Regions from separate parts of the Homo sapiens genome. Here region 1 is linked to region 2. A link is a loop called in an ENCODE intact Hi-C map of the cell type or tissue named here. Cell type or tissue: heart left ventricle. All regions are shown on one strand.

Evidence for each region. Hi-C counts contacts between places; a loop is a spot of excess contacts. Peaks named below come from ENCODE experiments on the same cell type or tissue, not always from the same donor. Only the 100,000 strongest peaks of a DNase experiment are listed, where the experiment ranks them.
Region 1: a loop joins it to region 2, with 2.2 times the contacts of the local background. A loop is called at or near these places in 3 of 110 quality-filtered maps.

What each region holds. Positions count from the first base shown.
Region 1 is chr7:18,393,558-18,396,057 of GRCh38, forward strand. It overlaps a transcript of HDAC9 not described here. Among named protein-coding and RNA genes, the nearest start is that of HDAC9, 100 kb to the right of the region's middle. In heart left ventricle, no CTCF peak of the experiment used is centred here; no DNase peak of the experiment used is centred here; H3K27ac peaks cover 190 bases.
Region 2 is chr7:18,563,768-18,566,267 of GRCh38, forward strand. All of the region lies in intron 2 of HDAC9 (histone deacetylase 9), which reads left to right. Among named protein-coding and RNA genes, the nearest start is that of HDAC9, 69 kb to the left of the region's middle. In heart left ventricle, no CTCF peak of the experiment used is centred here; no DNase peak of the experiment used is centred here.

The DNA of each region.
Region 1 (2,500 bases), 170 kb before region 2:
CATGTAGAACTGTGAACAGAAAGACTCATCTGGAGTCGATTTTTGTTTAGAAGTGCAGGAGGAAAGTGAGCTAAAATTAAAGCCACAGAATTTTAGAGTATTATGGGAACCTCCCATTTCCCATTCCTGCTACCCTGACAGAGCTGCTTTTAATACCCTAGATGCTGAAAGCTTAGGAAGCTTTTTGATTTTTTGTGTTTTGTGTTTTGTTTTATTTGTTTTGAGTGAAATCATTTTGGCCTTCCTTTTCTTGGTTATGGGAAATTGTTTCAGTGAAAATTTCCTACAGGCTGCTTAAAAGCCACGCACGGAACAATGGGCCTTGTGGCAAGTGAATTGCGTGTGGGGAAGTACTTAGAGTTTAATGTGAGTTATTTTTATTTCCATTCATAGACATGTCTCAGTGAAGTTCAAATTATCCCTTGGACAATAGAAGGCAGTCTGTTAATTTAAAGCTAGACTTTTTTGGTTCCATAAAGCCAAATTTAGGATTGATTTCAAAAGCTAAATAAACAACAGTCTACCTCCCTATTAAAAGTGAGTGTGTCAGGTTTCTGTGTACCTTAGTCTTTAAATAATGTCCACTTAGCATTTCTACAAGGGGCCTTAAATATTTAGAAAGAGGCTATCCTTTACAATTATACCTTGTTTGTTAAAGGGACACTCAAAGGTTGGGGCTGTCTTAATCTTATTACTAAAATTCTGTAGGTGTCACATTTATTTTAACAAATTAAAATAGAGGCTGGAAAAGTTAGGGTTATTGCAGGTGGTGTGATTGGAAATATTAAGAGGGAGCATCGTCTAGAATCCTTAGAGATATTGCTCAGCATCATTTTCCTACAATGCCATAAAATATTATTCTTAAAAATTGTCAGAGGAAACAAATGTTACACTTCCTAGGAGTGCTTCTGAATTTTGACTCTTAAACAGAATCCCCTGTGGAGTTCTTAAAAAGTACACATATTGGGACCCTGTTTTGGAAATTCTGATTCAGTGGTCCAAGGGGACTGGGCCTGGGTGTGTATGCATGTGTGTTATGTGTGGTTTTGTGTGTGTGTGTATCTGTGTGTGGAAAGTTTCACAAGTTATTTTAAAGTATATCTTGAGGATCAAGGGCTAGTACAATAGACTACATTTCATTTCTGTTGAAATTCATTATTTAAGAACTGTACTCTGGAGATTTACCATGTCAGGCTGTAACAAGGCTATTGCTTTCAAGATGGCAAGGTAAAGTCTTAGCCGAACTGTTGTATGGAGGAGCGTGTCATTTCTGATACCAAAGGACACTATGCAGGCCAATCAGCAACACAATTACCTATGTATTTATTAAATAGTTTCATATTTTAGTTTGAAATTTTTCATTTAACATAATTTAACAAAATAAGACAAAACTTCCACTGAGTTAAATACACAAGTATTCAGACATTTAATAGTATTCTGACTCAATATGATGGTCAATGTGATTTACCAAAAAATTTCAGTAAAAATGATAATATCGTAATTTTACAAGGTGGATTTAAATTGATACTTGCACTGTTTGACTTTCTACCAAAATAGGAGTACCTGGTAAAATGCTGTGGTGTATGGAGACAGTTATGAGAAACTGGAGGGAGGATGATAGTTGAGGTAAGTTCAGGCTTTGAGTCACGGTTCTTCCACCAGCTGTGTGACCTGGCAAATAGTTTAACCTTAAAATAGGGCTAATTTTTAGCAACTTCACACATTATCTCACTTAATACTCAACTTGACTAGGTAATTTTGAGTATTTAATGAGATAATGTGTGAAAATGCAACATAAAAATTAAAGCAGTATAATTAATTGTTTGGAGTGGACTCCCTTTGCACTTCTTCTCTATTGGAATTAATGCATGTATGGGACTATCATGTGGTAATTTTGTGCATATAGATTGTGGAATTGCAGAATAAATGAATTATGGCAGACATTTTCACATTTATATTTTTAGTGACCTAAGGCTTCAAAAAAAAAAAAAAAAACTAGATACCTCCCCACTCTTATGGGAAGGAGAGAATTCTTTGTTAGAGTATTCTCAAGTTTGATTATTTTTTCCTGAGATTGGATTTCTTTGATATTATTTATGATCACAACAAAGATACATTTTATGTATCGGAAACTTGACATTGCCAAGACATATTAGACTTTTTAAACATGTTACCTTTTTAAACACTCAACCACTGTTCTCCCAAGGCCGTTACCTTATTTCAGAGAAAGCCTAAAGCCTTTAATTTTACCTCAAAAAGTTTTGATCTGTAGAATTTCATGTTGATACCATTAACATTTGATGCCATTTTTCTATGTGAGAAAAATTTAGGAGGTAGCTACCTTCTTTTGAAAGCCTATATATTGGCCTAGTAGTTGATTCTGTTTTAAATTATGTTTTGATAAATTATAATATTTTGAAATTACACTTTTTATTCTATTAGGAAGGATGTAGGGACAAGCCAGTCTTTTTATATGGTTTCTAGCTGAGTAGATTGTCCT
Region 2 (2,500 bases):
AGTTCTAGGGTACATGTGCACAACATGCAGGTTTGTTACATAGGTATACATGTACCATGTTGATTTGCTGCTTTTTTTTTTTTTTTTGAGACGGATTCTTGCTGTGTCTCCAGGCTGGAGTGCAATGCCACAATCTTGGCTGACTGCAACCCTGCTGTCCTAGGTTCAAGCAATTCTCCTGCCTTAGCCTCCAAAATAGCTGGGACTACAGGTGTGTGCCACCACGCCCAGCTAATTGTTTGTATTTTTAGTAGAGACAGGATTTCACCATGTTGGCCAGGATGGTCTCGAGCTCCTGACCTCATGATCCGCCCGCCCCGGCCTCCCAAAGTGCTGGGATTACAGGTGTGAGCCACCGCACTCGGCCAGATTGTAAATTTTTTGACAACAATGACTATTCTCCTCATCTTTCTATGTTCAAGGCCTGCATAGTTTAGAAACAAGGAAACAGTACAGTTGCAACCATACAATTGAAAAAAAAAAATTGTCCATGGCTATAAATTAATTAATCTGTCCTGATTTTATGTCTGTCAAATTATAGGTAGTACTAACCCAGTAAGAGCTTTATTGATAAATAAATGAGAAATTACAGTTTTATCAAGTGTGAGGTAATCCCTTTTTTTGGGGCTTGCTTATTTCTATTAAGCTTCCAAGTATTTTTTAAAAGACAATTTGTATTCCTGGCTTTATTTTACAGTTTGGTTTTATCTATTCTATTTGCATACTGAGAGGAAGCTGGTATATAGCAGTCTAAGCTAAATGAAAAATAAGTGCGCAATTCTAATATTCAAAAACAGGATAGAAGATGTCCATTTTTATTTTTTTATTCTAAATAGGAATAATATGCACTATAATGTTTATATTTCTTCCAAGTATCTTGTACCACATGCTTATGATTGACATTGGGCCTCTATACCTATTCCTTTTCGTTAAGAGACTACTTTTGTATTAACATTTTACCATTAGATTTTATTGAAACACTATTCAAAGTCCTCAAAATTTCAATTTTATACCTTTTTATTTTTCTGTAAGATGAAGCAATGTCTTTAGAATGTTATTTTAAGCTCATCTTTGGGCTTCCACTGTTTCCTCTACTTGCCCTTATTTTAAACTGGAAAATCCATGAATGTAATGACCACATCTTAGGCTCTTTCATATTTCAAATGCCTAAGCCAGCATCAAATAAATGTATTTTATTTATTTATTTATTTATTTATTTATTTATTTATTTATTTATTTATTATTTTGAGGCGGAGTTTCACTCTTGTTGCCCAGGCTGGAGTGCAGTGGCACAATTTGGCTCACCGCAACCTCTGCCTCCCGGGTTCAAGGGATTCTCCTGCCTTGGCCTTCCGAGTAGCTTGGATTACAGCCATGCGCCACCACACCCAGCTAATTTTGTATTTTTAGTACAGACGGGGTTTCTCCACGTTGGTCAGGCTGATCTCAAACTGCCAACCTCAGGTGGTCCGCCCGCCTCAGCCTCCCAAAGTGTTGGGATTACAGGCGTGAGCCACTGTGCTCAGCCAAATAAATGTATTTTTTAAAAAATATCCCATGGTTTGTTTATCATATAATGTAAAATCAAGAATCCAAATATTTTTCAAAGGGTAGAGAATTTCTGTGAGTAATTTTTTCCTCAGCATCTTAATATCCAAACTCTACTTGCTCACAAGATTACTTAATCAGCATCATATCAGAGACAGCTTGCTGTGTTTACCATTGTTAGTTGGGCCAGCATATGTCCAAAACAGTTGGAATGAGAAAAACAGCCTTGACTTGAAGCCAAATTAGAGAGGGAGGAGGAGAAGAGTTCTTTAGCTGTTGAACAGGACTACATATTTTGGACAGTGTAGGGTACTTCTGTAGAAAAAAAGAAAAAAAAGGGTGGGGAATTCTTTCAGCCAAAAAACAAAGGTGCATTTTGAAATATCTAAATGCACTGAAATAATAAAAGCAAATTGGTGATGTTGTTTTAATTTTATTTATATAAGCCTTTGCAAGTAATGAAATCTTTTTATGTTAACCAAAAAAAGAAAGAAAGAAAGAAAAGTATTCTAAGATATTTATAATGTGGATAATTTTTTTTTTTTTCAGTTTTACCCTGGCAACTTTAATTGGCTTAGTGGTTTCTAATTCTGGGCAATTTTCTGTTTCTTTATTAAGCAATGTGGGAGCTGTTGAATAACCATCACATTTCATAGGATCAGAATAATATTTCTGATTTTTCTCAAACTGGGTATTATATTACTGTATAGTAAAAACTTTTTAAGTGAGGAAAATGTCTATTCTTGTTTTGCTAAGTAACATTACAAAAAGTAGATATTTTTGTGCATTCCACCCCCTTAAGAAGCAACTATTGTAGAAAGTGGTGTTTTCATTGAGAGAGAAAATGGAAAGTAATATTTTGCTATTTATTATGGAAAGTTAGAGGAGAGGTTTCCAAATACCACAATCAAGGAATAAAACAATTTTGACCACAACTGAATTTTATATATCA